2 separate regions of the Homo sapiens genome follow, and region 1 is linked to region 2. A link is a loop called in an ENCODE intact Hi-C map of the cell type or tissue named here. Cell type or tissue: CD4-positive, alpha-beta T cell. All regions are shown on one strand. Links, peaks and the distances in the headings refer to the core of each region. The heading gives the core; the rest is flanking DNA.

Evidence for each region. Hi-C counts contacts between places; a loop is a spot of excess contacts. Peaks named below come from ENCODE experiments on the same cell type or tissue, not always from the same donor. Only the 100,000 strongest peaks of a DNase experiment are listed, where the experiment ranks them.
Region 1: it touches region 2 in a loop (19-fold over the local background); 27 of 110 quality-filtered maps call a loop at or near these places.

The regions. Positions count from the first base shown.
Region 1 is chr5:66,750,600-66,766,916 of GRCh38, forward strand. MAST4 (microtubule associated serine/threonine kinase family member 4) reads left to right here. Exons shown (of 29, transcript NM_001164664.2): 2 at 9,110-9,263. Among named protein-coding and RNA genes, the nearest start is that of MAST4, 160 kb to the left of the region's middle. In CD4-positive, alpha-beta T cell, for the core only: a CTCF peak has its summit at 6,838 (motif pointing left); a DNase peak (open chromatin) is centred at 6,822.
Region 2 is chr5:66,163,983-66,180,299 of GRCh38, forward strand. SREK1 (splicing regulatory glutamic acid and lysine rich protein 1) reads left to right here. Exons shown (of 12, transcript NM_001077199.3): 7 at 801-915; 8 at 6,069-6,188; 9 at 6,603-6,965; 10 at 10,964-11,059; 11 at 13,532-13,676; 12 at 14,737-16,317. The coding sequence ends at 14,886. Among named protein-coding and RNA genes, the nearest start is that of SREK1, 28 kb to the left of the region's middle. In CD4-positive, alpha-beta T cell, for the core only: CTCF peaks have their summits at 7,534 (motif pointing right), 10,223 and 10,526; DNase peaks (open chromatin) are centred at 5,749, 7,529 and 8,169; H3K27ac peaks cover 607 bases.

The sequences.
Region 1 (16,317 bases), core at 3,824-11,823, 590 kb after region 2:
CGGCGCACCAGGAGATTATATCCCGCACCTGGCTCTGAGGGTCCTACGCCCACGGAGTCTCCCTGATTGCTAGCACAGCAGTCTGAGATCAAACTGCAAGGCGGTAGCGAGGCTGGGGGAGGGGCACCCGCCATTGCCCAGGCTTGCTTAGGTAAACAAAGCAGAGGGGAAGCTCGAACTGGGTGGAGCCCACCACAGCTCAAGGAGGCCTGCCTGCCTCTGTAGGCTCCACCTCTGGGGGCAGGGCACAGACAAACAAAAAGACAGCAGTAACCTCTGCAGACTTAAATGTCTCTGTCTGACAGCTTTGAAGAGAGCAGTGGTTCTCCCAGCATGCAGCTGGAGATCTGAGAACAGGCAGACTGCCTTCTCAAGTGGGTCCCTGACCCCTGACCCCCAAGCAGCCTAACTGGGAGGCACCCCCCAGCAGGGGCACACTGACATCTCACACGGCAGGGTATTCGAACAGACCTGCAGCTGAGGGTCCTGTCTGTTGGAAGGAAAACTAACAAACAGAAAGGACATCCACACCCAAAACCCATCTGTACATCACCATCATCAAAGACCAAAAGTAGATAAAACCACAAAGATGGGGAAAAAACAGAACAGAAAAACTGGAAACTCTAAAAAGCAGAGCGCCTCTCCTCCTCCAAAGGAATGCAGTTCCTCACCAGCAACGGAACAAAGCTGGATGGAGAATGACTTTGACGAGCTGAGAGAAGAAGGCTTCAGACAATCAAATTACTCTGAGCTACAGGAGGACATTCAAACCAAAGGCAAAGAAGTTGAAAACTGAAAAAAATTTAGAAGAATGTATAACTAGAATAACCAATACAGAGAAGTGCTTAAAGGAGCTGATGGAGCTGAAAACCAAGGCTCGAGAACTATGTGAAGAATTCAGAAGCCTCAGGAGCCGATGTGATCAACTGGAAGAAAGGGTGTCAGCGATGGAAGATGAAATGAATGAAATGAAGCGAGAAGGGAAGTTTAGAGAAAAAAGAATAAAAAGAAATGAGCAAAGCCTCCAAGAAATATGGGACTATGTGAAAAGACCAAATCTATGTCTGATTGGTGTACCTGAAAGTGATGCGGAGAATGGAACCAAGTTGGAAAACACTCTGCAGGATATTATCCAGGAGAACTTCCCCAGTCTAGCAAGGCAGGCCAACGTTCAGATTCAGGAAATACAGAGAACGCCACAAAGATACTCCTCGAGAAGAGCAACTCCAAGACACATAATTGTCAGATTCACCAAAGTTGAAATGAAGGAAAAAATGTTAAGGGCAGCCAGAGAGAAAGGTCGGGTTACCCTCAAAGGGAAGCCCATCAGACTAACAGCGGATCTCTGGGCAGAAACCCTACAAGCCAGAAGAGAGTGGGGGCCAATATTCAACATTCTTAAAGAAAAGAATTTTCAACCCAGAATTTCATATCCAGCCAAACTAAGCTTCGTAAGTGAAGGAGAAATAAAATCCTTTACAGACAAGCAAATGCTGAGAAATTTTGTCACCACTAGGCCTGCCCTAAAAGAGCTCCTGAAGGAAACACTAAACATGGAAAGGAACAACCGGTACCAGCTGCTGCAAAATCATGGCAAAATGTAAAGACCGTCAAGACTAGAAAGAAACTGCATCAACTAATGAGCAAAATAACCAGCTAACATCATAATGACAGGATCAAATTCACACATAACAATATTAACTTTAAATGTCAATGGACTAAATGCTCCAATTAAAAGACACAGACTGGCAAATTGGATAAAGAGTCCAGACCCATCAGTGGGCTGTATTCAGGAAACCCATCTCATGTGCAGAGACACACATAGGCTCAAAATAAAAGGATGGAGGAAGATCTACCAAGCAAATGGAAAACAAAAAAAGGCAGGGGTTGCAATCCTAGTCTCTGATAAAACAGACTTTAAACCAACAAAGATCAAAAGAGACAAAGAAGGCCATTACATAATGGTAAAGGGATCAATTCAACAAGAAGAGCTAACTATCCTAAATATATATGCACCCAATACAGGAGCATCCAGATTCATAAAGCAAGTCCTGAGTGACCTACAAAGAGACTTAGACTCCCACACATTAATAATGGGAGACTTTAACACCCCACTGTCAACATTAGACAGATCAACAAGACAGAAAGTCAACAAGGATACCCAGGAATTGAACTCAGCTCTGCACCAAGCGGACCTAATAGACATCTACAGAACTCTCCACCCCAAATCAACAGAATATACATTTTTTTCAGCACCACACCACACCCACACCTATTCCAAAATTGACCACATAGTTGGAAGTAAAGCTCTCCTCAGCAAATGTAAAAGAACAGAAATTATAACAAACTATCTCTCAGACCACAGTGCAATCAAACTAGAACTCAGGATTAAGAATCTCACTCAAAACTGCTCAACTACATGGAAACTGAACAACCTGCTCCTGAATGACTACTGGGTACATAACGAAATGAAGGCAGAAATAAAGATGTTCTTTGAAACCAACGAGAACAAAGACACAACATACCAGAATCTCTGGGACGCATTCAAAGCAGTGTGTAGAGGGAAACTTATAGCACTAAATGCCCAAAAGAGAAAGCAGGAAAGATCCAAAATTGACACCCTAATATCACAATTAAGAGAACTAGAAAAGCAAGAGCAAACACATTCAAAAGCTAGCAGAAGGCAAGAAATAACTAAAATCGAGCAGAACTGAAGGAAATAGAGACACAAAAAACCCTTCAAAAAATTAATGAATCCAGGAGCTGGTTTTTTGAAAGGATCAACAAAATTGATAGACCGCTAGCAAGACTAATAAAGAAAAAAAGAGAGAAGAATCAAATAGACGCAATAAAAAATGATAAAGGGGATATCACCACCGATCCCACAGAAATACAAACTACCATCAGAGAATACTACAAACACCTCGACGCAAATAAACTAGAAAATCTAGAAGAAATGGATAAATTCCTCAATGCATACACCCTCCTAAGACTAAACCAGGAAGAAGTTGAATCTCTGAATAGACCAATAACAGGCTCTGAAATTGTGGCAATAATCAATAGCTTACCAACCAAACAGAGTCCAGGACCAGATGGATTCACAGCCGAATTCTACCAGAGGTACAAGGAGGAACTGGTACCATTCCTTCTGAAACTATTCCAATCAATAGAAAAAGAGGGAATCCTCCCTAACTCATTTGATGAGGCCAGCATCATCCTGATACCAAAGCCAGGCAGAGACACAACCAAAAAAGAGAATTTTAGACCAATATCCCTGATGAACACTGACGCAAAAATCCTGAATAAAATACTGGCAAACCGAATCCAGCAGCACATCAAAAAGCTTATCCACCATGATCAAGTGGGCTTCATCCCTGGGATGCAAGGCTGGTTCAATATATGCAAATCAATAAATGTAATCCATCACATAAACAGAACCAAAGACAAAAACCACATGATTATATCAATAGATGCAGAAAAGGCCTTTGACAAAATTCAACAACCCCTCATGCTAAAAACGCTCAATAAATTAGGTACTGATGGGACGTATCTCAAAATAATAAGAGCTATCTATGACAAACCCACAGCCAATATCATACTGAATGGGCAAAAACTGGAAGAGGAGTGGAGTAGGAAAAGATTGGATTGATTTGGACAAATATATATGCTAGCAGGGATACAGTTAAAAAGTTCAATGGTTATTTAGGAATTACCTTTGGAGTTAGCTGTGTTCAAAAATTAGCATATTAGTTTGGTATATGGAACAGATTCTTTCAAATGATGTGGTTTGCCATAACCTAAGGGTCTTTTCCACACATGAAGTGTTCAGTTTTTCAAAATACTAGAGACTCACTTTAGTTTCCAGTATGTCACCTTGAATAACAATTAATATAATTTTATTCTATTTTTTCAATAATTAAAGCCCTTTATGGCATGTGTTTTCTATTTTTTTCCTGTTATATTTTAAAGTACATATCAGAGATTTGCAATTGATTTGCTCTTTCCACCAATATTTACAGGTGCTTTTTATGTAGTTTGCAGTGTTCTAGGGATACAGCAGTGGACAAAACAATATAGTGCATAATTTCATGTAACTTTAATTTTAGCAGGGGGAGAAGAGCAAGAAACAAGTACCAAAGATCTCATATGTCATGTGGTGATAGATGCTCTGAAGAAAAATAAGAACAAGGAATAAAGGTTGAGCGTGCTGTTTTACATAGGCATTTACAGAGGGCATCCCAGGAAGAGTGACATTTGAATAGAGACCCAGAGGACAGAGGGGGCACAATAGCTAATATCTGGAATGTGTCGCAGGTAGAGGAAATGATAAATGTAAGGTCCTGGGTGGGAAGAGCCTGGGGCATCCAAGGTCTGGCAAGAGACCAAGGTGGATCGAGTGGAGTGGCAGGAGCTGGGACTAGAGAGAAGGACTCCAGCTGTGGAATTGGAGCATCTGGCTTCATTTTAGAAGGGTCACTGCTGTGGTTCTGAGAGGATGGAAGCACAGAGACCTCTTGAGATGCTATTGCAAGAGAGAAAGGGGATGGCAGGGACAAGGGTGGTAGGCATAGAAATGGTGAAGTGATCTTGGGTGTATTTTGGAAGTTGAGCCTGGAGGATTTACTAGTTGGATATGGAGTGTGAAAGAGAAGTTAAGAACAACTGAAAGATTTTGTGACCTGAGTAGCTAGAGAAAACAGAATTGCCATTTACTGAAATTGGAAAAAGCTTTCTCTTTCTGCTTATATGACCACTGTTAATATTTAAAAACTATGAATTACAGAACCCATGTGCTTGGGAATAGAAGTGTCTGAAAATGAGGTCGGAGAAAATTGTCAGTTAAGAGGCTGAAAGTTCTGTTTGTGGACAGTTCTAATATGCCTTTTTATAGACAGATGGGTGGTATTACTAGGGCATATAGCCGTAGATAAAGAAATCTGTGGTGCTTATTTGCAGATGGTCGTGATGGTGATGGCGGAGACATTAACAAAAATTAGATCGAGGCTTGTAAATGATGTGCCTTCATTTTTACTTTTTAAAATTTATTCTTTTAATTGAAAAATAAAAATTCTACATATGTATATGCATCATAATGTCTTAAAATATGTATGTGTTGTGGAATGGCTAAATCAAGCTAATTAACATATGTATTACCTCACATGCTTATTTTTGGGGAGTGAGAACACTTAAATCTACTCTGTGATTTTCAAGAATACAGTACATTGCTATTAAATGTTAACTATGTGCTTTTAATTCATCTTCATTGATATGGCCAAGCCACAATGTCATCGTGGAGGATCTGTTTTTTTCTCAGCCTGATAATTTGTAAAACAGCATATAATGGGTGGGGGCAGTAAATACAGAAAATCTAGGTATAGAATTCTGGTGATTGGCATTTCTATAGAACTGACAGTTTTGGAAACTTTCTTTCAATTCTGCCTCACACTTCCCTTGGTTATATACCTTTTATCCCTTAAGATGCTAACATGTTTCCTGTGATAAACTGCTAGCAAGAGCGGGTGTACATCCCTCACTTGTAGGTGGTGTCCTGTGCCCCTGTCTGACTTCTGCATTCAATAATATTAAAGGAATCCTTCCAAATTTTCTATGGCTCTTGTTGGAGGTGGTAAGAACTAACGTAGGAAATTTTAAGCAAATCCAGTCACACAAATCAGTATTTACTATTGGTGCATGAGGTAAGGACATATTGCTGTTTCAATGCAAGATACTTTGTGGCCAGCAGCATGTAGGTGACCACGGAGTAGGACCTGGCCCTCTAGGAGTACACAGCCTGCTTAGGGAGAGGAACCACAAGTATTTGAAGCAGGGGTATCATGCCCAGGCTTAGATGCCCTTGAACATCAGTGAAAGTTTCAAGACAGCCTCTGTCTTTAGTTCAACTCCTTGTAGTATGAAGACTTTGGGAGTCTGGAAAAGTTGGAAAACATTAAAATGGAATCATTTAAAGGACGAAGTCCAAAGTGACATGTTTGATGTCTACCATAAGCTCTAGGGTGTGATGAAGTGTCTTAAAAGGGATCATGAGTATTTGACTCAGGACAAAAAATGAAAAATAAATTGCAGGGCTGCAGTGGACCGTTTTGAGAAGCTTTGACTAATTGTAGAAAGAATAGTAAAGCCACTGACAACAGAGCAAATTTGGAAAAATGATCTATTTAGAGAGAGCCTGTTGGGAGTGTGATCGGATGTGAAGAGGAAATGGGATCTTGGAGCACTGCACTATGCTTATAGGTTTTCTGCTCATACTGTGCCTGAAACATTGGCAGCCCTCACAGTTCACTGCCTCAGTTTTCCCAGATTTAAAATAATACTCCCTTCTTGTGATTTTGATTAAAAACCTTGGCTTGTGGACTAACAGCTCATGTCTATATATGTGCGATATGTGATGAATTAGGTTTTTTTTCTGTTTTCTCCTTGATTTCCTTCTCTTTCTTCCACATTTGTTTCATGTCTTTTATGGCTTTCCTATTTAGGAATTATCTTCTTTCCTCTGCTTGTTTTTCTACCCGCTGTTAATTTGTGATACAGCAGTCTTCCCCAGAGTAATTAATTGTAATTCTACAAGCTGAAAAAATTTAACATCAGGTGAAAAATAAGTAGCAGATGCTGATGAACCTTAAATGAGAAATATTTGTATTTTATGCAGCTGTCACTCATAATTAAGAGAAAATAAGTAAGTAGAATGGACCCTAACTTGTTTGATTGCTTCACAGGGTAGGCATCCATTCTTAGTGCATTTACTAGGACTATTAAATAGTAGCTGTTATGGAACATTTTGTTCAATGTCTATGGCACATTGCCACCTTGTGGCTGCAGATTTGTCTTGTGATGTAAAAGTAAATTTTTTAATGTTAAGTCTACCTGATATAATCTTATGTTACATTTTTCCTGGTATTTATACGTTACCTTGCTCACAAAAGATTTGAGACACCTTATAAGACTACATAGAATATAGGATAAGAGAACTTGAGAGAATATTCTTGTTCTTAGAACAGGCATGTTGAAGTATTGAAGTATTTGGAGGGGGGTGAAGAATCATACTGCCTGCAACCAACAGTCCCCGTGCATGTGTGAAGAGGAGAGAGAGCAAAAACGGTGTGACAAAAGGTTAACTCGCCACTGAGAATATGGGTGTTTACCGTTCCTGTAACTTTTCTGTAGTTGCAAATGTTTTTCTGAAAAGTTTCTAATTTAAAAATTGGCAGAAAAAATAATTGGGGTATGAGCACAAAATGGAGCCAAAAAGGAGGCAAAAATAACCTCTACATTCTTTAATGATCTGACTCTAGATGAACTCAGTGATTTGGTTCTGCATTTTCTAGAGGCTATATGGAAACTTCTCCTTGGAGGCCCTCCTAAATAGGACACTGATGTAATAAACAGCAGCCCTCGACAAATACCTTGTGATAAGTTCAGCTCTGCATTTGAAAGGGTGTGTTTTTTTTTTTTCCTTTTTCCCAAGTGCACTCTGGAGTCCCTTTTTCCTACTGATCTGGCTTTGATCTTGGAGTGGATGGGCTGCTAGTTCTTCAAGGGCCTCTCACTAAAATACTGACCGGCAATGAGTGTGAGATGGTACTTACAGAGAAGTGCTTGAAATCCAGGTGTTAGGTCTTACTAATGAATACAGTTATGCTTAGGGGAATCTTTTAGCAGCTAAGCCGATGAGGTCTGTTCTATCTCAACTAACTTGGGAAGGGTTGCTCATAAACAGGATCAAATTTCCTTTTGTGTAATAGTTTTATAGAACTATTATTATTAAATAAATAGAAATAAATATTTCTATTTATTTAATTATTTTTTATTTATTTTTTGAGATGGGGTCTTGCTCTGTTGCTCATGCTGGAGTGCAGTGCTGCAGTCATGGCTCACTGTAGACTTGACCTCCTGGACTCAAGAGAGTCTCCTGCCTTGGCTTCCCAAAATGCTAGGATTACTGATGTGAGCCACTGCGCTCCGCCTGTGCAATGACTTTGAATATGATGCAGTGCATGGACAGACAAAATGGATGACCTAGTCTCCAGATTTCTATTTCTTATAAATACATCCATGATAATCTTCACCTGAAAAAATTTGACAAGTATAACCAGGTGATCACCTCTTTTCCCCATGAAAACAAAACAAATCTCAGTGAAGCGGCTCTTAAAATGCCCGGCTTTGAATAATGTTACTTGACTCTTCTGTTTTTAAATTTCTACAGAGTTAACCTTTTTATGTACTTTTTTGAGGGATCTTTAATAACTAACTGGAAGTATGTAGGTGTATATGAAAATTTTTGTCCTTTGCAGCTGTCTTAGACACATATTCATATGTACTTACTTGAAGGTGAACATTTTAGATGGTATGGCTCTATTAAGTATGAGAGGCTTTCTTACAAAAACAGGCAGATCTTGAAATAAGTGTTGTGACACAAGGGATTCTTTTGTAGAATGCTGTCTCTTGAAGTGACTTTGGTTTCTCTGATTCTTGTGACAGGTTTTCTTTTAAAAAGCTATAAAGTGACGTAGGGATGTATTGATTTCCATTAAGGGCTAGGGTACTTAGAAATTTCTCTCCTGTACAACATATATTTGTGAGCAATATGTGAATTTTCTTTTGTAACCCACTAAAGAGAGTGATCTATTGCTTCTCTACAGAGCGACAATCTTCAATTTTGGGGGAGACCATGTACAGAAAGACATGTTTTATATAGTGACCTAGGATACACACACATACACGTATAACTGAATAAAACATTTCATGAAACAATCCTTTCCCTTTCTTCATTGGACTGTGATAATTTCTGTTCTATTGCATTAAAAAACACCAGTCACAATCTACCAAACTTGATTTCATGACCCACTAATGTGCTGTGACCCACAGTTTGAAAATCACTGCTGTCGAGATTTTGCAGCAAGCCAGACTCTCTTTCGGAAGGAAGATGTGACAGTGAAATTCTAAATTCTCTAACGTAGCAAAATTGAACACAGTGTTGGGAGAATGGAGTTTGAGAAGGAAAAGAAAGGAAGAAAAAGTGTGAATGATTGGTCTTTCATTCTAGGCTGTGTTGATGCCCTAGCCAGTGATGCCATTCTTCCTCTTTCTGCAGCTTGACCACATATTATCCCCTCCACCCATGCCGTTTCGGAAATGCAGCAACCCAGATGTGGCTTCTGGCCCTGGAAAATCACTGAAGTATAAAAGACAGCTGAGTGAGGATGGAAGACAGCTAAGGCGAGGGAGCCTGGGAGGAGCCCTGACTGGTGAGTCGCAGCGGCTTGGATGAGAGAAGGAATTGCATTTCTTTACAAGGTCCTGCATGGCCCCAGAGTTCCACATGTAATCAGCTTTCTTAAGAATGGGCCTGCCTCTGCAGACCATTTCATAAAAATCTTATCTAATCCAGAAAGCAGTTAAATTGAAAATTTTATTAATAAACTTTGCTGAAATATAATTTACATGCAGTGACAATATCCCCTATTTATTTATTTATTTATTTATTTATTTATTTATTTATTTATTTATTTTTTGAGACAGAGTCTCGCTCCGTTGCTAGGCTGGAGTGCAGTGGTGTGGCATGATCTCGGCTCACTGCAACCTCCGCCTCCCAGGTTCAAGCGATTCTCCTGCCTCAGCCTCCTGAGTAGCTGGGATTACAGGCACACACCACCACGCCCAGCTAATTTTTGTATTTTTATTGGAGACGGGGTTTCACCGTGTTGGCCAAGATGGTCGTGATCTCTTGACCTCGTGATCTGCCTGCCGTGGCCTCCCAAAGTGCTGGGATTACAGGTGTGAGCCACCGCACCCGGCCAATATCCCCAATTTTAAGTTTATGTTTGGATGGATTTTTGCAAATTTATACCTCAGTTTAACTACTGCCGTGATCAGGATATAAAATGTTTCCCATGCTCTTCCTAGTCAAACCCACCCTCTACTTCCACCCTCAACTCCAAATCCTTGGCCCTAGGCAGCCATAGATCTGCTCTGTTATTATAGATTAGATAGACCTTATCAAGGGGTTTACATTAATGGAAGCAGAGTATCTACTCCTTTGGTCTGGATTCTTTTGCTCAGTGTGATGTTTTTAAGATTCACCCATGTTGTTGCGTGTGTTAGTAGCGTATGTTTAACTTTATAAAATTAGGTTCTAGTGTTCTATACTACTGTAGGATAACTGTAATTAACAAATATATATAATTTCAAATAGCTAGAGGAATGATATTGAATGTTCCCAACACAAAGAAATGATAAATGTTTGAGATATGATGAATATGCTAACTACCCTGATCTGATCGCTATACATTATATGATTGGAACATCACTAGTACCTCATGAATATGTATAAATTATTCTTTGTTAATAAAAATAAAATTAGAAAAGAAACTGCTAAACGGTTTTCTAAAATTGTGCCATTTTACATTCCTGACAGGTATGGATGAACGATCCAATTGCTGTGCGTTCTTGCTAACCTGTGGTATTGCCAGTTTTAAAAATTTTAGCCATTTTCAGTGTTACATAGATGTATCACATTGTGGGTTTCATTTATGTTTCCTTGGTGACTAGATAATCTAGAACACCTTTTCAAGTGCTTATTGGACAATTATTTGTGTCTCGTGAAGTATTGGTTCAATTCTTTCACCCCTTTTTAAATTTCATTGTTAAAATTGAGAAATTTTCAAATCCAGAAAACTCACAAATTATTTTTGACTGCAAAATACCCAAATTAAGATAAGTTAAAGCCTAGCTTTTAAAAGGTAACTCACCACTTAAAATTGTATGTTATTAACTATATACCACTGAAAGCTGGATTTCTGTTATTTCATCAGAGTACTTTTTCCTCTAGATATAAATATTTTCACGGAACTTTGTTTCTTAAAATCCCCAAACAGAGTTTTCTTTCTACATGATGGTCTTGTCTACCAGTTTAAAAATGGCCTGGAAAGTAAGTTGAATTACTCATTTTTTTTTTTTTTGGAGAACTATGGATTTTGACGTTTTGAAGATGAAATTTCTGGGAACAGAAGTGCTACTGCCACATGATTAGTGGAGTCTGGGACATCTGACCCTGTGTGCCACTCTGCTGGAACAAAAGGCCAAACTACCTCAGGCCAAGGGGGAGAAATTCATCAAAAAAACTGCTGCAGTTTAAGGCAAATCTTTTCCCTTGAGTTTACTGATGCTCTTCTAATGCTTGTTAGGATATTTTTCTTTGCTTTCATTTCATAAATGCAGACTATTTGCTTTTTAAAGTAGGAGATCCCAAAGATTATTCTCTTGTAGGTAAGAAAATTAAATCTTAAAGGTTAAAAGACTCATCCTTTTATTTATTAATTTCACTTAGGAAATTTACTTACCTTGATTCAACTATTTTTGATAGATAGGAGGGGCAGTAATTATTCTATCCATTTTTGCTAAAGCAGTTTACATAAAGCTTTAAAATAATGCAAGGGTATGGCTGTTGATCAGATATATGATCTCAAACATGAAATTTGGCCTTTAGCTTTGAAAATAAATAGCCGGACTTGATTCTCTTGTCATAATTTTAACAGCTCTAGCAAGTCAATCCTTAGACAATTAGTTCGCTACACAATTACTTTTGGTAACTAAGTCTTTGGTCAGATAATTTTTTTAAATGTTTAATAGTCCTTAGAAGAGCTAAAAAAAAAATCCATCGAACGTCAGCCTGTTTTTGAAGACAGTTCCTTGAAAATTATATTAGAATATGAAAAAAACATTTTTAATTGTTCCTCTGTATGGTTTAGCTGAAGATTTAATGAAATAATATACACAAAGCAGCTAGCCCAGGCAGCTGTTAGTATTATGTGCATAACTAATTGAATTTGGGGGGATTTGGAGTTGATGGGTGGCATGGGCTCATGGAAATGAGTTTGGTACCCTTATCGACTGGCTTGCTACTTGGTGTTAGGCACTGTGTTCATGTCAGGCTAGTGTCAGATGTTGGAGCACAGAGAAGACAGCATCTTCCCTGATCTTTAAAAAATGTGTTTTCCACTAGTTTTAGGTAACCAAATAATCACATGTGATCTCATCTTGGGACATACCCTGTTGCTAAACTTAAAATAAGTCTTACTGGTTTTTCCATCAGAGGCCCATGCCTGATCTAATCTGTTACTTAACAACTGACCACCTTCTCATTGTTTTACTTTGTTTTAATCCAAGGATCTTTTCTTTGGCAGCATTCTGCTTTCCTTAAAACAAAGATTTTTAGTTTATGGTTGGACAGTTTTGCCAACCAATTATCCTTGATAAGGTTCACTAAACTTTTAGCTTTTTGAAAGGAAGATCTGTGATCAATTTATATATTTATCCCTTATAATGATAGCTAATATTAAAAGCTTACTGTGTAGCAGGCATTGTGTTTAGGGAATTATATTTACTGGCTTATTTAATCCTTATAACATCTGTGTGTGTCTATGAGGGAGACACTGTTAGCTCATTTTACACATGAGAACACTGAGGCACAAGCAGGTTGAGTAACTTCCTTGAGGTCACAGTCCTCACAACAGAAGGCGAGGATTTGAACCCAGGCATCATGGCTCCAGAGTTCATGCTCACAACTGCTACACTGTTCCTAGCATAGTCAGTACCTAGTAGGTTTTAAATAAACTCTTAATTCCAGCAGTATTAACTGGAGTGAATCTTAGGTGGGAAAATTGTTCACTCAGTTAAAATTTGTGGTTGGCTCAATCTGTAGGGCTCCCAGTCGTTTAATTGTAAAAATAAAGTAAAACTAGGCAATTAGTACATATTTAAAACCTTAAAATTCACACATTGGTCGACCCAGAAATTTGACTTCTCAGAATTCATCACAAGGAAACAGTCATATGTCAAGAGAATTAACCTTAGTTATATATAAAGCAGTACCATTTATAATAATTAAAATTTCATATTATCTAAATAGCTGGCAAATGAATACTGCTTAAACATATTATGGTACGCACATAAAATGGAAAACAATTGTAAACATTAAAGGTCATATTATAAAAAATATGTTTTAATATTGAAAGAGACTCACAATATATTAATGTGAAATCCCATTGTTAAATGGTCTCATAGTGTCTCATACTACCTAAGACTTACTGTATTTGTAATTAAATAATTGTATACAGACGGTCCCCCACTTACTATGGTTTGGCTTTTGACTTTTCAACTTTATGATGAGTTTAGTGGGGTATGAAATGCATTATTGACTTAAGATATTTTTTACTTCTGATGGGTTTATCTGGATGTAACCCCACTGTAAGATGAGGAGCATCTGTCTTTACTGAGGAGGAGGAAAACAATTACTTTCTGCTAAGGAATTTTCTCAAATTGGAGTGATGGTTGAGTAGGCTTCCTTTAAAAATGGGCAAGTGAAGGATGCTATGGCCTTTTTTGTACACTGCAGCTTAATCCACGAGATAGTTTTTGAACCCGAGTTTTTCTGTGGCATTTGGTGGTGTATCAGTCAGCAACAGTAATGTTGCATAACTGCAAACATCTCAATGGTAGACAACAAGAAGTATTTTTTTCTTGTTCAGATGGCTATAGGTTAGTTGGGGTTTGGCTGTAGGTCACTCTGGGCCCTACTGGGCTTGGTTCCAGGTTGCAGTTTGGGTCCAGATTTGTTCTATGTGTCTACCTTCTTCTTTAGACCAGCAGCTACCAAAGGCATCATCTCCTTATGAAAGACAGGAGCATGAGAGGGCAAGTTCTCCTGTACAGGCACATTTCAAGGTTCTGCTGGTGTCATATCTGCTAATTTTATATTGGCTAATGCAAACGGCATGGTGAAGCCCAGAGACAAGGGGTAGAAGCACACTTCACTTGATACCTTGTCCAGGATGCAGGTACAGTCATGTGCCACATAAAGTCATTTTGGTCAGTGATGGGCCATATATATGACAGTGGTCCCATAAGATTATAATGGAACTGAAAAGCTCCTATTATATGGTAATGTCTAGATGATCCTGACTCTGCATAGGCCTAGGCTAATGTGTTTGTGTCTTAGTTTTTAAACAAAAAAGTTTAAAAAGTAAAAGAAAAAAATAGAAAAAAAAGCTTATAGAATAAGGATATAAAGAAGAAAATGTTTTTGTACAGCTCTGCAATGTGTTTGTATTTTAAGCTAAGTGTTATTACAAAAGTCAGAAAGTTTAAAATTAAGAAGTTTATAAAGTAAAAGTTACAGTAGGATAAGGTTAACTTATTAAAGAAAGAAAAATATCTTTTAAATCAGTGTAGCCTAAGTGTACATTGTTTCTAAAGTCTACGGTGATGTCCTAGGTCTTCACATTCACTCACTACTCACTGACTCCCTGGTAGCAACTTCTATTCCTGCAGACTCTATTCATGGCAAGTATCCTATACAGGTGTACCACTTTTTATCTTTTATATTTTAAGGTAGCTTTTCTATGTTTAGATATGCACATACTGATCATTGTGTTGCAGTTGCCTACAGTATTAGGTGCAGTTGCATGCTATACACGTTTGTAGCCTAGGAGTAATAGGCTATATACCCTGTAGTTTGGTTGCACAGTAGGCTACACCATCTAAGTTTGCATAAGTACACCCTATGATGTTTGCACAATGACAGAATTGCCTAAGGAAGCATTTCTCAGAATGTATACTTTTTGCTAAGCAATGCATGACTGTATATACAGTTGTCCCTCAGTAGCCACAGATTCCAGGTTCCAGGATACCGAAGTTCATAGTTGCTCAAGTCACTGATATAAAATGGTGTAGTATTTGCATGTAACCTATGCATATCCTCCTGTAAGCTTTAAATCATCTCTGGGTGATTTATATCACCTAATACAATGTAAATATTAATATTCTATAAATAATTGCTGTACTGTATTTTAACATTTGTATCACTTTTATCGTATCAATATTTATGTTTTTTCCGAATATTTTTGATCCACAGTTCGTTGAATCTGGATGTGACAGCTGACTGTAATGTTACTTCAGGGGAGTAAAGAATTGGAACTGATAATTCAGTCTATCCTAGTTAGCTTCTTAAAAAAAATCTTTTACAATAAAATATTTTATTTAACTATTTTTAAGTTTCAAAGTAATATGTATTCAATGTAGACAATTTAGAAAATACAGAACAGTATAATGAAAAAGCCCAAAACCCCATAATTTCACTATGCATAGACACTCATGATTGAAATGTTTGCATTTTCCTCCCTAGCTAAACTTTTGAATCACTAAGGGCATTAGATTAAAGACGAGAAAATAACCAGTGCCCTTTTTGCAGGGCTGGCATTTAAACAATAGACCTGGAGCTCACTATGCACATTACTGCCTGGATTTTTATTTTAGAGGCTGATGTGTTTCCTGTCTTGAAGGTCCACAGCTTGCTAAATAAGCACCTAGAAGCCTCATGTAAACATTGACTGAGCTTTGGAGCCCCCTGATGAGGAAGTGCAGCATTATTCTAATCATTATAGAGACCCTTAAGTCTGGGTATTGTTGGTAATATGCCTCACAGCTCACAGTGAGGAAGCTGCAGAATGAAGGACAGAATCTTGGGATCTTGAATCCTGGCTTCTTGATATGCAAATGCATGCCCCAAATCCTTGTCCTGCATTCTACAGCTGTGATGTATGTTACAGCCGTAACAGCCAGAGAATGAGTGCTGCTTTTCTCCACGAAGAGAGTTGTGTTTTTTTTCCCCCCAAATGTTTGGGTTGGTTGGAATGTAAAAGAAAGACAAAAATCTATATATATGTGTATAACATGCACATAATAATAAGAAATCAGCTTTGCAGACAATATAAACTAGAATTTTAAAGCTGTTAGAATCATGACGTTCTATCTTGGGAAGAAAGTTGAGAGGGTTTTCTTTTTTGGACTATAGAAATCAATTTGGAATAACGTCTGAAAATTTTTAAAACGGCATTTTTTAGTGTTTTTTTTTTACTTAGAGAAAGGAACAACACAATCCCAGAAAACATTCTTTCATTTAAAATTAACCTGGAAGCTATTGCTTTTAATTACTCTGTAGTACCCAATGGGTTTCTCATCCTAAAGACCTCCTTAGCTTAGTGGGCAAGCCTGAAATAATTCAGATTAAAGATAATTTATATAAAGTATGGCTGTTTTATGGGTAGCTTTGGTATTTACTAAATATCACACTTAAATACAACTTAAACTTTCCTATACACTCCAGATTTCTTCAGTTTTGTAGCACCATCAAAAGAATGCCTGTATAAAAATGGTGTGTGTTAAGATAATGCTACATGCTATGACAAGCAAACCAGAAAATATCAATGGCTTAACACAATAGTAGTTTATTTCTTGCTCATG
Region 2 (16,317 bases), core at 3,725-11,724:
AAGGAATTTTAGAAATCATCTTGTTCAGTCACTTCATTTTACAAACAAGAAGACTGAAACTCAAGAAATAGTAAGTAGCATACTCATGTCAAAGAACAACTTAGCCCATATTTTATCTCTTTCTGTGATACTGAATTGAGGCACTTTAGTCTGAGCTAATCAGCTCTGTATTTTCATAGCAAAATCAGTGCTCACAAGTGATTTGCTGAAAGCAAAAATGTTATTGCAAGGCTAAAAAGAGTACATATATTTAAAACGTTACGACTCAGCAGGTTTACTTTTCCTCAACATTTTAATTTTAGAAGTAGAGAAGAGAGCCCGTGATTTAGAAAAAAATACAGATACTGTATTTTAGTAAGGTAAAAGAACATCTATTTAAACTTTTGTGTTGCTAATGAAAATAATTAAAAAACCCATTCTAAAAACATCTAGGTGGTTTACATTTGAGCAGATTTTCTAAATCAACACTTAGAATTTAAGCTTCAAATTCTAGCAGAATAAGTGGAGAAAGGACTTAAAATCACTGTCACAGGAATTACAGACATGTTGTAATCGTACGTTACGGCAGCAACAAAATATTACGAACAGCTGTTTATAATCATCTGGTTTATATGTACTGCTGCAGGGTGGCTGCACTCAACGAGTTTATGCAATGACTTTCTTGGATGTTTCTGAAGGAGGAGGATGTACAGAGAGTAGGCCCCTTGCACTATATGTGGTACATTCCACTTGTGCCTGATTATTAACTGGGATCTTTAATTGTTCTGAGCTTACACTGCAAAGTGATTTTTTCCTCCCAGAGTCTGGAAAGAGCAATGAAAGAAAAGGCGGTCGATCTCGTTCCCATACTCGCTCAAAATCCAGGTCTAGCTCAAAATCCCATTCTAGAAGGAAAAGATCACAATCAAAACACAGGTGAGAATTTCTGCTGTCATATTTAAATTTTATTTTAGTTTTGTATTTAAAATATTAAGATTTTATGAGTTTTCGTCAAAATATCAGAAGTTAGAAATTTTAGTAGTGTACACCTGAAGTGTGGTTACCTTTAAATATTGTTCTAATTGTAATACTGTAGTTGAGAATGAAATTTTGTCTAATGATACTTAATTTTTAAATATTTGAACTTATCTTTATTTTTAGAAGTTAGTTTTGTGTCTAAAGATACTCTATTCCAGATTTTTCTAAGAGTAAACTAGTCTTTATATAGAAGTGACAAAAGCTGTTTTCATTCTTCATATTGAGAAAAGGGAACATCCTTAGTGACCATGCTGAAAATAATTGCTCAAGTTGCAGCTTTTTTGTTTTGTTTTCCCAGTCTATTCCAAGTTTGGGGAGCACCACCCCAGATCTTTCACGCAATTCCCTATTTTCAGTACCACGTATCCAAAGGAACACTTTGAGTCCTTGGTATTGCTGGTGATAAGAGCCTCCTCTGCCCACTTTTGGACCTGAAACACAGGAGTAACTTGCAGTTTCAGCTTCAGTTTTAGTACTTTGCTTAAGCTCTGTTTATCTTATTTTTGATCATAGCTTTGTCCTTTTGATTTTCTTTATCTGTCATTTCTTTGTCTTTGGTATAAAGGGGACCTTAAAATGCAAATTTGGCAATACCATCCTAATTGGAAGTACCCTAAAGATCATTACTAAAGTTACAAATTTTGTTGTCTATTTTAAGGTACGGAGGGGGCTGTTTTTGAAATGTGAAAGTATGTATAGTGGATCCTAATTGCATGTTATGTGTACATACGTACTCCTATGTATGTCTTGAGAGAGCAGGGAGGGAAGAGTGTATCTGTGTATGTTGGGATTTTAAAGAAGGAGAAAGGATTTGGGGGAGGGAAAAGGAACCAGTTTGTTGTACATTGTTTTACCAGCAGGCTCAGTTTACTTTGTTTTTGTGTGTGTGTGTGTTGATCAAGGAGATTCAAAGAATGAGGAAAAATAGGATGTTCTTTCTTAGATTCTAGTAAACAAGTATACACCAGATATACTAGTGTATACTTGTCTATTCTTAGTTTGCAAAATCTCCTTTGGAATATGGTTTTACTGCGTTTATCCAAGGACTTACAGTAAGACACTTTCAGAACCAAGTGAAGGAGGTTGTTTCACATACAAGAATAAGGCAGTGCAGCAGAGGCCAGAATCAGGAAAGGACAGTGGAACAGAAGCTGCAGTGATACTAGACTGTGGATATTTCCATATGTTGACAGGATGTGGTGAGGGTAAAGGAGATCAAGGAAATAATAGAATTGGGCTGAAGAGTAATATTACAACTTCTTTTCTGAGGAAGACTGATGACCTGGATCTCATATTGTGTTGATTGTAAGAGAGAGCTAATGTCCAAGACTGGAACAAGACAAAACTTGATGATGAATAAAATTGTTGTTTCTTTGATCATCTAAGTGAAGTTTTATGTGCTTTATGTAGATATGTCTATACAGATGTACACACAATGTCTGCGTAGCATTAGAAATAATGTATATATATTCCTTTTTTTTCCCCCCCCAAGATGCAGTTTCAGTCCGTTGCCGAGGCTGGAGTGCAGTAGCTTGATCTCGGCTCACTGCAACCTCCACCTCCCAGGCACAAGTGATCCTCCCACCTCAGCTTCTCGAGTAGCTAAGCCACAGACACGCACCACCACGCCTGGCTAATTTTGTATTTTTTGTAGAAACGGGGTTTTATCATACTGCCCAGGTTGGTCTTGAACTCCTGAGCTCAAGCGATCCTCCCACCTTGGCCTCCAAAAGTGCTGGGATTATAGGCATGGTATACATGTTCTTAACTGACATATATACATACATACATACTTTTGTCAGCATATTCTGTTTTTGTGCATGCATGTGGAAACATGTAGCCTTAAGTTCAAGAACAAATACAAAAGAGAGAATGAGTTATCTTTAAATGAGAAAAAAAAAATTCCTTACCTAAAAACATTTAACTTAAAGATTCTGACCTGGAAGGATCCCACTATCCCCCAGAAATCAGGAAGGGAATGATAGGCCTTTCTTGACATTTCCTCCTCTGCTAGTGGGAGTTGTTGTCCTTGAATCTCACCCTGACCTATTAGACTTAGCATGAGCGTGGGTTGCAGGAACCCTTTAACTTAAAGGCCCACCTTCTACTTTTTCACCATTTTCAAATGCTTCTAGAGCCATGCTTCCTACCTCCCAACCCTCCCCCACAGCCTTTCCCTGTTCCTTCCGCTTCTTATGGTTAGAGAGAGGAAGGGGTTTCTTGTCACTGTGACCTTGGCTAGGACTAGGGAGGTATGTTTCCATTTTATCCAAGTTTTGATGCCTGTTTTATTTATTGAGACATAGAAAAGATGGATAGTACTATAATTGTTATAATTTTAAGTAACCTTTATAGATTAGAACAGGAACTGTAAGACATTTTATAATATTTTAATGGAAAACAACTGATTTACAAATGAACTTTGATGCAGCATAATGGTAAGTTGCTGGTTTTTTACAGTTTAATTTAAAAATAAGATTTTGCATTATTCAGAATAATACAATTTCGCATTAAAAATGAGAGTTAATGATAAATCTTTAGTTAGATTAGATCTGCTCTTGACTACTTCTAGCATTCTTAATCAGAAAACTACTAGTGGGTAAGATTGACGTGAAAATATTTAACGTCACAGTTAAAATGTAATAATTACTCTTAGTCACTGTCTTTTGACATCTCAATTGCAGGGTAAGGTTGGAAGCCAAGTGATCAGTGCTTTTTATTATTAACTTATTTATGAGAGTTATACTTAATTTTTAAAAATAAGTTTTGCTTAAGGTTGGTGGAAAGCATTGCTTTGAGGAAAACAAAAGAATTATATTTTTAGCAAGGACAACTTAAAACAGAAATCTTATAGTAAGACTTTTTATTAAGTATGTAGAAGCAAAGGCACTTTAAAAGATTACCCTATGTGGATATCTGTAAACGGACTAATAATGTTCTCAGTTTTGCAGTTTTGCCTTAACATCTACTCCTTAACTTTCATGGCTCTTAAGTACTAGTGATAAAGATTTCAGCAAGCTATGAATTATCTTCTTGTATTAAAAACATGGTATGTGATTTCTTATCTAGGGTCTTTGGAAAAAAATAAAATAAAAAATAATGTGGTATGTTGAACCAAGTGAGGCTAAAAAAAAAAAATATGGAATGAAGACAATTGTATATTATTTTTACAGCCAAATAGTAGATGAGTAGTTTAAATGGAAATTAGCTATTGAAATTTTGATTTGTAATGTTGATTAGTATTTTAATCAGAATTTTGACTAACTGAAAAATGTGTTTAAAAACAAAAGATTTTGTTATTAATGAGGATTATTTGGAGGTTTTTCTGGTTTCAAAGCATACCACAAAACATGGTCTTTTTCTTTTTTCTTTTATTTTTTTGCGATAGAATCTTGCTGTGTTGCCCAGGCTGGAGTGCAGTGGAGCGACCTCAGCTCATTGCAACCTCTGCCCCCCGGGTTCAGTTGATTCTCCCACCTCAGCTTCCTCAGTAACTGGGAATACAGGTGCATGCCACCATACCCAGCTAATTTTTGTATTTTTAGTAGAGACGGGTTTCACTATGTTTGGCAAGGCTGATCTTGAAATCCTGACCTCAAGGCAGGTGGACCTCAAGTACCACCTGCCTCGGCCTCCCAGAGTGCTGGGATTACAGGTGTGAGCCACTGTGCCCAGCCCAACTATATTTCTTTTACTGATAATTGTTCTAAATTTATTAAAACATGACTATCAAGATGAGTTTTAGCTGTATAAAGGATACTTATAGAAGTTCATTCAGCTTCCTTGGAATACGTACATAAGGATATAAAGTTTACATTTATGTTAACTTTTAATGATGATGACATTGAGAGTTAAGATTTTTAAACATTTATTTTGTGCTAGAGAATACTACGCAGTTTTACATACATCATCAGTTGTAATCCTCATGACAGCCCTAAGAGATGCAGGTATGATTGCTACTCCACTTTATAGAGGAAGAAACTCAGGCTTGGAGAGGTTAAGTGACTAGCCAGAGTTCTCACAGGTAGCGTGTGGCAGAGCTGACTTTCAGAGCCAGATTGTCAGACTCCAAAGCTGTTGAGTCTAATCACTTTGCTATTTAAGTTGTGTACATCTGTTTTGTTACAATTTAATAAGCAGTTAGGATACCTCGTTATGAAAAAAATCACATTCTCAAAAAACTTTTTCAGTGAGAAAGGGGGCCTAGTCCAAATTGGAATAACAGTTACTTTTCCTGCAATTAAACGTTTCCTGCAGTTAACAGTTTCTTTTCATACAGGTTGAGACTCACAAATTTGAAAATCTGAAATTCAAAAGGCTTCAAAACTTTTTGAGCGCTTTCGTGATGCTCAAAGGAAATGCTCACTGGAGCATTTTGGATTTTTCAGTTGTGTGTTTGGGATGCTCAACCAGTTTTATGCGTGTGTATATATAGAATGCAAATATTCGAAAATCTCCAAAAATGTGAAATTCAAAACACTTTTGGTTCCAAGCATTTCACATAAGGGATACTCAACTGGTAGCTATGATTATAGTTACAGCTATAAAATCAAGGCATTGCAAATCCAATATTTGATTATATCTAGTTTTAACTTATGAGTAATGATTTTTATTTTCCTGTCACAGTGGCGCTGTCATTAGGACTGTGCTTCCTTTTATATATTCTTTTTGTTTGTTATGACAGACAGCACACATTCACAGGAACTACTCAACCACGTAACCACTACTCCCTGTCATGATGTGTTATGACCAGATTACATGCAAGTCAACAGGGAAAAATCTTCTATACTGATTTGAGGCATAAAATGACTAGCAAAAGCCACATCTGAAAATATACGAAATAACTGTTAAATTCTTTGTTTCTGTCTCTGTTCTAGACAATGAAATATCCGGTAAAGTTTCCAGTAAATGTATTTCAGATTATGTAACTAAAGTATTATTTAAGAGAAATTTTTAAAATATTGTTAAATACTGTTAGGATAGATTTTAAATTTTCTTGTTTGAAAGATCGTAAATTAAGTTTTGATATTCTAACAATTTTTTTTCTTTAGGAGTAGATCCCATAATAGATCACGTTCAAGACAGAAAGACAGACGTAGATCTAAGAGCCCACATAAAAAACGCTCTAAATCAAGGGAGAGACGGAAGTCAAGGAGTCGTTCGCATTCACGGTGAGTTTTAGAGAAATTAACAATAATTTTTTTTTCCTCAGAGTTCTGTTAGTGCTAAGGGATAATATTTTAATTGGCTTCATTTGTTAAAAATCTGTTGTGGTTTAGGTTTTTAATGAGAGAAATTAAACCTTTTTTATTGTTTTAGTAATCTAGGATTAATATTGATTGCCAGTGATCTGAATCTGATGTCAGTGTGACTCATGAGGTTTCCAAACTACTCAGTTCAGCTTGCGTAGTATGAATAGCTTTGTTTAGCAGCTTCTTGTACACCTGAGCTATATAAAAATGTATATGTAAATGTCTGTAGGTACTATAAATTGTCTTGTGTTGGTAATTGTTGAAGAGAGAGAGGTCTTTTTGGAGGAGGTAGAACTATTTTAGTTATGAATTTATTTATTTTTGTTTTTAAAGGGACAAGAGAAAAGACACTCGAGAAAAGATCAAGGAAAAGGAAAGAGTGAAAGAGAAAGACAGGGAAAAGGAGAGAGAGAGGGAAAAGGAACGTGAAAAAGAAAAGGAACGGGGTAAAAACAAAGACCGGGACAAGGAACGGGAAAAGGACCGGGAAAAAGACAAGGAAAAGGACAGAGAGAGAGAACGGGAAAAAGAGCATGAGAAGGATCGAGACAAAGAGAAGGAAAAGGAACAGGACAAAGAAAAGGAACGAGAAAAAGACAGATCCAAAGAGATAGATGAAAAAAGAAAGAAGGATAAAAAATCCAGAACACCACCCAGGAGTTACAATGCATCGCGAAGATCTCGTAGTTCCAGCAGGTTTGATAATGCTTAAAATTTTTACAAAGGGATTTGCTGATGACAATTGGAAACAAAATTTTTTACGGAGGGAGAAAAGGTTACTGTACGCAAGTGGAACCTGTAAAGTAATATAAGAACATTTTCTCCTAATTTCAGAGTAAACATTTCTCTAGCAGAGTGGGGAAAGAGATGATACTGGGCAACATTATTTGAAGAGTTTTAGCTATTCTTTGTAACCACTATTTTAATAGAATAATAATAATTGTTATTTTCTTAGAGGGTGGGATGGCAGGGAAAGGTACTTTTTTTAAAAAGCACATTAAGAATTTGCGTCTTAGGCTTTTTCCTGAACTTTTTTTGAATGGTGTGATTAATTTTAATATGTAAAATGATTGCTGAAGTTGCAGTGTTAGCCCTCTTTGTCACCTAAGTTAATTTTTATCCTTATTTTGTTAAGTGCATAACATTTAAATTTTGGTCGTGTTTTATTTTGTCAGTTTTAAGGGTTAGAGTTTTTCCTTAGGACCGTGATTTCAGTTTATTAATAGCTTTACTACCACCAGGTGGCAGCAAGTTGCCATAGTAACAGCTGTACAATGAGAACAACTTTTGAGATTTAAGATTATCTAAACCCACATCCTTTACTTCAGATGATACCATGACTGTAAATGGAAGTTCCTAACTTATACTACACTATCTTAAAAATACTAAATATATATATTAGCAAATTTTTGAAGATTTTTAAAGATGGTTTTTTAATAGAAAATAATTTGAGATAAAGGAATATATGTTTCCCATTTTTAAAACTTGTGCTTTAGTAGTTTATTTTTAATACCAGCCTTTGACTAGATAATAAAAGATAATCGTAGACATTTATTGTGCACTTTACTGTATGCCAGACATGATGTCAGTAGACTTTTTCATGTCTCACCTTATTTAATCCTCACAACAGGCCTGGGAGAAGATTATTATCATCACTGTTTTAAAACATGAGGAAGCTGACGCTCTGTATGAGAAGTATAGTAGCCCTTTTCCTTTATTTTAGAGATTAAGTTTGAGAATTCTCTAGTACTTGTACTTACTTTTAAAAACTACCTCAGAAGCATAAAGTTGAAAGCAGTAGTATATGTTAAAACAAGGCTCAAAATAAACAGATCACTGCTGGATTTCAGCACATTGAACCACAGATTGAAGAATTAATGTAACCTCCTTTGCTGTGGGTACTGGTTTGAGCCTTGTAACCACACCTTTACTGCAAAGTGATTTTATTGATTCTGTGTCACACATGCCTTTGTGTTTCTGTGATTGTTTAGACATTACCTTTCACAGCACCAAATACTATTTTCATTCCTTTTTAATAACGAATTTACTTTTTTTGATGACATGGGAATGTTTAACTTTTTCTCGGGCCATTTTAAGTTGTTTGGTGTAGAGGAAAGTTCAAGTGTTCACATTCATTCCTAAATATATATGTATATATTTTTTGAAACAGAGTCTTGCTCATCGCCCAGGCTGGAGTGCAGTGTCATGATCTTGACCCACTGCAACCTCCCCCTCCTCGGTTCACGTGATTCTTGTACCTCAGCCTCCCGAGTAGCTGGGATTACAGGTGTGCACCACCATGCCTGGCTAATTTTTGTATTTTTAGTAGAGATGGAGTTTCACCATATTGGCCAGGTTGATCTTGAACTCCTGGCCTCAAGTGATCTGCCCTCCTTGGCCTCCCAAAGTGCTGGGATTACAGGCATCAGTCACTGCACCTGGCTCAAATACATTCTTCAGTAACAACTGGGGCCTTGAGAATAAAAGATGACTGACATTAGTTTATAAAGGCAGCAGTTTGGAATGTTTCATGCTTTCAGAAGAGCTTGGTAAAGAGTTACAATTTCTTTGAATTTTTTTTTTTTTTTTTTTTTTTTTAGACAGAGTGTCACTTTGTCACCCAGGCTAGAATGCAGTGGCACAATATCTGCTCACTGCAACCTCTGCCTCCTGGGTTCAGCGATTCTCCTGCCTTAGCTTCCTGAGTAGCTGGAATTACAGGCGTGTGCCACCACACTCAACTGATTTTTGTATTTTATTTAATAGAGATGGGGTTTCACCATGTTGGCCAGGCTGGTCTCAAACTCCTGACCTCAGGTGATCCACCCGCCTCAGCCTCCCAAAGTGCTGGAATTACAGACGTGAGCCGCCACCGCCCCCAGCCAAGAGTTACAATTTCTTGTCTTTTAGCATTTTTCTGCTTTTCAAATGTTCTGATTTGTTTACTAAATGGAGAATATTTTAACTGTTCAAAAAATAGTTAATATTTTTATTTCTAACATTGTCTCCTAATTTATACTTTTAAAGAAAATGATATTAAATAATTTTTTAATGCTTAAATTTACTGTCATTAAAGGTGATACCAAGAAAGGGAAGGAAAAAACAATATTTATTGAGCACCTACTCTGTGTCACACTCTATGCTTTGCACATTACAGATTTTATCCTAAATCCTCAACAACCTAATAAAACTTGAATTATTAATTGTCTTTATTTTTCAGTTGAAAAACAGATTAGGTTAAGTAATATGATCCTGGTTGTATAGCTGGGTAAGGTGTATAACTCAAATTTAAGTCTAAATCTCACCAACTTTAGTTGTTAATACAATTTCTTTCTCAAGTAATTGTCTAGATTGCTGTCTATGGAGACTTTCCTCTCATTATCGTCAGCTAGTAGGTATTAGACATCCACTTGTACATAGTGCTTTCTGAACAAATAAGTAAAAGAATTACACTGATAAAGGCAGAGCGATTTTGTGTAATCTTAAAGTCTGGAATACGCTGACATTCACATGCTTTGAAAAAAGTATTTTTGGTTCTTAGGCTGAGCTGTTAAGAGAATGTCATTGATGTAATCAAATAATGTATCTAATTTCCACATTAGAAGTGTAATTGTGGAGTGTCTTGGGAATAAAAGTGGGTAATGGAGGAGAGAGTCTTAGGTAGAGGTAGAATTGAGTTGTGTTCTCAGAGTTCTTGAGCTTTGTATTTTAATACATATTATATATACCGTGTGAGCATTTTTTATTTTAGAAATGAAAAACTTAAATTATTTTATTAGTCTCTTAGAATCAGTTTCCTGAAATGGTAAGGATAACATGAATTCCAGAGGATTTGGTTTTTTAGCTATGTGGTCACTGATTATCAGAACTTGTGAGATAGATCATTGGGTATGTCCTCGTACCATATCCCTTAAATTATAGACCTAGTGAAGTTCATTGTTTCTGAGTTGAAGTAGTTTAGAATATGTATCATTTGCTAATCTGATAAGCAAAATGGTTTTTAATAATAATAACGTAATCTATTTTATAATTATTCCTGTCATATTTACTTTTCAGATTGTAACTGTTTTGCTTACATCTAAGCAACTTGTACACTAAATTTTAAATTAATAGAACAACAGTAATGAAATGATAGGAGGTTGGAGGGAAAAGCAATTTCTCTCTAAAATGATAGTAATGTAAATGCTTTTTAAGTAGACATTGTTGATAATTGGGTATAGAAAGTTCACATTTTACAAGCCAGTTTATGTTTCAGTTTTTGAAAAGGGCCTGTTACTTTGTTATAATCCACAGTGGGGCAGCAAGGAGCTAGATACATGACAAAGGATTTGATAAGCAAAACTTGTTTTAGCTGCTGAGAAAATACACTTGAGAGAAGCAGAAACGCCACGCCATTAATATTTTTTCTACTGAAGAAATTGTTCAAATAAACGAGGTGAAAAGGAGGAGGTCTTCTACTCTTCCTAATATGAAGTCTTAGATGATGTTTTCATCAGTCTGTAAAATTTATGGTTCATAATTTGACCCACTCTAAAGTTAGGTAATTGAACATGCTCATAAAGGACATAAGTTTAAACTGGCCTCTAAAGAATACTGTTCATATGAGAATATCAAGGACCCTTTTGCTTTTGTATATTTGAATTGCCGTTTATTTCAATTGCTGTTTTTAAAAATGATGTGTTTTTGATTTTCAGGGAAAGGCGTAGGAGGAGGAGCAGGAGTTCTTCCAGATCGCCAAGAACATCAAAAACCATAAAAAGGAAATCTTCTAGATCTCCGTCCCCCAGGAGGTAGGTTGGGAGCTTGTGCTAAAACTAAACAGGAGAAAGCAATAAATATTTTTTGAAATTTTAAATTTCTCTCTTTATTTTTTAAACTTTATATTTTGAATGAATAATACATATGCATTATTCAGAAATTAAAGATAAAAGTTATGTATCAGGAAGTCTTAATTTCCACTCTTGCCCATCTACACTGTTCCCAGAAGTAATGACTTCGTGAGGTTTTTTTGTATATGCTTCCAGTTTCATATACAGATAACAAGATGAGAATGTATCATTTTTTTCTAATACAAGAAGCAACACAGAATACACACTGTTGTGCCCTTGGTTTTGTCATTTAACTACCAGGAAGTCTTTTTGTCACTTAACTTACCAGGTCAGAGAGAGCTTCTTCAATTCCTTTTTATAATTGCGTAGGCTTCCGTTGTATGGCCATACCTTAGTTTTTTAACTAGGCTACAGTAGAAGGGGTTTTTTGAATTTTTTTTACCATAAATTATGTAATGCTGTAATGAATAGCTTTGGACTTAAGTTGTTTTTAGTGTGCATGTGTGTAGGAAAAATCTCAAGAAATGGCATTGTTAAGTTAGATAATAAGCATGTTTGTAATTTTTGAGAGATATTTCCTAATTATCCTCTATAAGAGTTGGCAGCAGTTTGCACTCTTAATTATGAGAGAAGTGACCACTTCATAGATTTGAAAGCCATTTGTATTTCTTTTTCTGCGAATTGTCTGTATACTCTGCCCATTTTCCTGTTGGCCTTTTTGTTTCCTTTTCTATTTCCAAGAACTCTTTTATATTAGGGAGCTTATTGTTTAGTGATGTGATTATAAATAACATTCTCAGTTTGCTGTTTCTTTTAAAAAATTGTTTGTGAGACTTGATTTTACAAAGGTTTTTCATTTTTAAAATAACTTTCTCTTTTTCTTTTATGACTTCTTATGTGAGTCAAAAACTGATAAAAGGCTTTTCCTATTCCAAGATTATGATAGAACTTTCCCATTGTTCCTTCTTGTACTTTTATGGTTTTATATTTTGCAGTTAAATCTCTGGTTAGAGTCTTATTCTTGTGTACAATATGGCAAATGGGTTCAGTTTTATTTTACAAATGCTTCCGTGTTGTTGCAGTACCATTTGTTAAAAACTCAATTTTTCTAACATTAGTTTGATATGTTGCCTTTGTCATGTGCTGTGTTTTTCTGTGTGTTTGGGTCTATTTCTGGGTCTTCTGTGCCCTTGGATTGGTTTGACTGGCCGTTCATGTGCCAGTGTCCCACCCTTTTAATTATTGAGATTATACCGTATTTTTAAGTATTTGGCAAGGCCTGTTCTCTATACCCCTCATTGCTTTTTTGAGTATAGTTAGCTTTCCTTTCAGTGGTTATTTTTCTGCTTGAACATGAGTCAGTTGTCTGCATTCCAGAAATAAAACCTATTGATGATTTGTGTTACAGTTGCATTCGATTTATAAATTAACTTAGGGAAAATTGATAAACAGGTTTATTAATAAAGATTCATGATGACAAGTCGTCTGTCCAGGAATATGGTGTATCTGATGAGATCGGGCATGCTCAGGGTGATATGGCTGTAGACAAGGAATGTGGTATATCTTATTAGGCCATCATTAGTGTTTTCAGAAATATTTCATCGTTTGTTTCATACAGGCTTTATGCATTTCTTAATTCCTAGAAATTTTTGTTGTTGTTGCTGTTGGAAATGAGGTATTTTCTTTCATTATGTTTAATTGGAGGTTAGGTTTGTACATAGGAAAGTTATTGATTTCTGTATATTTATTTTTTTAATCCCACTGCCTTACTAATTGGTTATGGTTTTTTAGGTGATTTTCTGTGATTTTCCAGCAGAGGGGTCTTTTGTTTATTTGCTTATAGGTTTTTGGCTTTTGTGAGAATAACGGAAGGCTTAGGATACTATAGATGCAGGCCATGTTTGTATTTTTGAAACAAATACTTTACCCAGGAAAGTCAAAACTTTTCTCTTATGAACTGAAATTAGACAAAAAGATACATTCAGAAAATGTCACTCCTGTCTCCATTCCATCTGCCTTGTTCCCATTCACCCTGTGTAATTGACCAATCATTTGATTGTCTTTCCTTTGTTTCTCTTTGCGAAATGAGGCGGATACATATTCATTTGGTTTTATTTTCTCCTTATTGCAGTACATAAACAAATATTGAATATTCGAAAACTATTAAATAGGCTATGCCAAATAGTGTTTTATGAGAACATATGGTGGCCTCTGCCAAAATGACTTGTGTATCCTTAAGAAACTAACTGGGGTAAGGGTGGGGTAGGTCAGGTTGTAGGGCTCATTTATGTTACTTTGCAAACCAGCTTACTGTTGATGCTTATTAACAATGCATTATTTTAGATATCCAGTGTTAGAAAAGGATATTTTGTCAAGAATATAATAGATCTTACAATTTCTTAGAATTTAACTGACATATCAATATTCTTATAGCAGAAATAAGAAGGATAAAAAGAGAGAAAAAGAAAGGGACCACATCAGTGAAAGAAGAGAGAGAGAACGTTCAACGTCTATGAGAAAGAGTTCTAATGATAGAGATGGGAAGGAGAAGTTGGAGAAGAACAGTACTTCACTTAAAGTAAGCAGCAGTCATTCGGTGTCTGGCACTTGAAATGGTTCTTTATTGCATACAAATGGTTTTAGACTGAAAGCTCTTTGGGGAACAGTGTCTTGTACATTGTTGGCATTTTATGGCATTTTAAAATATTTAAAATATTTAATTGGTAATTTAAAAAAACTAAATGTTGAAGAGATAAGAGCCAATTAAAACTAAAAAAACTAAGTTAAATCCTAACATGGCATGCAATAAGAAAAATTTAAGAAATCAACAGTAACAAATGTATTTGATTTTATGTAGATAGGATTTCTGCCTGATGCCATTTTCCTCAATTTATGTTTCAGCAAGTTTGAAAAGACTTTGTGTAGTTAACATTAGGTTTGTTGGGTTAGAATACCTAATGGAAAACCACATTCCACCAAGTGAGCTTTTTTGTCACTTGGATAAATACTTCAAGTAGTTGTGAATTAAGTTACTTACACTGGTAAAGTATATTTGTATTTGGAAATTATGAATTTTGGAACATCTATCTTATAGTTTTATGTACTGTAATACTGATAGACGATTATCATCATCATCAATAACATTGATAACATTTATTAAGCATTTACGATGTGCCGGGCACTGTTTGTTCTCATTTAACTCTTTTAAATTGAGGGTAGAAATTGGAGTGCTCTTGAACAGCCTTTTCCAGGAGGCATAGTGACTTCCTTTTCCACATTTCCTTATTTTTGCTGCATTGGTTTGCAGATTAAAAATCTATCCTGGCATCCTTGGAAATTATTTCACTCTTTCAATAGATCTGTCTCCGTTTTTCAAGTCTGTCAGCAACATTTATTGAGCACTTGCTTAAAATTTCTGTTCACCAATTCTAATTTAATTTCCATGGATTGTCCATCTTTTATGAGAACACAAAGGGGAAATTGATAGTGTTTGCATATTCATTTTGTGTGAAAACGTAATGAGAGAAAATCATACCCAGTTTTTTAAATTTGCAAAAGATAAAGTTTCACATTTTTGTCGTCATAGCAGGCAGTTCTTGAGGAAAATATTAAATGCATACCTTAATTACTCATTGTAGGAGAAAGAGCACAATAAAGAACCAGATTCAAGTGTGAGCAAAGAAGTAGATGACAAGGATGCACCAAGGACTGAGGAAAACAAAATACAGCACAATGGGAATTGTCAGCTGAATGAAGAAAACCTCTCTACCAAAACAGAAGCAGTATAGGACCGACAAGTGTACCTCTGCACTCAATGCTGGAATCAAATCCAAAGCTTTTAATTCTCTCAACAAGATGTAAACAGGAAAGAAATCTAGTTGAGCATGAAGATAGGATCTAACAGCTTTTCCAGTTGTTAGATGACTTTGTGGCCATCTTGTTATTGAGTAAGAAAATAAAGCATGGACATCATGAAAATAACAGATGTTACCCAAACTCATCTTCTAAAATCTGTGCATTTCCATGGTGGCTGACACACTTGTCATGTGGTCTGTTAGTGTTTGCCAAGAACCATTGCAAATAAATTGAACATCAAAGATCCAAGTTTGTACTATCCCTAAAGACTGGAGATAAGCATTGGAGGCTCTTTTAAAAAATGCTAGTTACTGAATTTTGTATTGTTTTACTTTTTTTTTTATTTCAATATATACAGTTTGATGATGTGCTTGAAATTGGTGCAAATATATACACACCCTTGTAAGTGCAAAGTATGTAAGAAGTTTTAACATTTACTTCACAGGACTTGTGATTGTGTTAAATTCTCACTATTGTGTTTTCTTTTGCTCACTGTTTAGGACAATTTTTCTTTAAAATAGTTTTGCAGATTAAAATTGCTTAAATAAGTGGATTAAAAAACTGACAATGCATGCTACTGTTCTCTTTCAAAAGGAAGAGCAACCGTGTTGAATACTAATAATGATGAATTAGTATTCAGTGTTTAGAATCATTGGGACTACCCACAAAGTGAGCATTTCTTTTTAAATTTTCTTGACATTTCCAAGCTTATTATGAATAATATTGCAGTGTGTCTTGTCAGCTGTAGGTGGCAAAGGTGCCCTTATAAAAAAGGAAACTGGCTTTTCAAAATGGGCTATGGGAGCACAAGCTGAAGCTTTAGTGCCTTCTACAATGTGGTATACTGTTTTCTAGAATTTTATATGTGCTAGTCATTCTCAATTCATATGGAATCTAGATGGATATTTCATGCATACCCATAGAGAAGTGTGTAAGTGATATGTCAGAAGAGCTTCTTACTGATTTCACCTAAAATGAGAAGGAAGTCCTGTTTTCAAGAATGACATTAGAGTCATGCAGCTTTGGGACCATCAGTTTTATACTGTGATAATTGAAAATGAAACATGTTCTTATTTTCCTTAAATTGAAGAAAACCCTTTAGTTGTCTACATTGGATGGCCTTATTACCTCTCAATCATCTTTTCATAAATGATGTGCAGAAATTGTACTTAAGGACTTAGGAGTATATGGGAGGTTATTGGTTTTATGTTTAAGGATACGTTTACTTGAGTTTAAGATACAGGTCATCCATCATTCTTAGGCTCACTTTTTACAGAAAGTATGCAAATAGTAAAGTGACAGCACTGCTAATGTTTTTCCCCAGTACTATAACTTGTGGTTTCTGAACTCATTATTGTTGTATT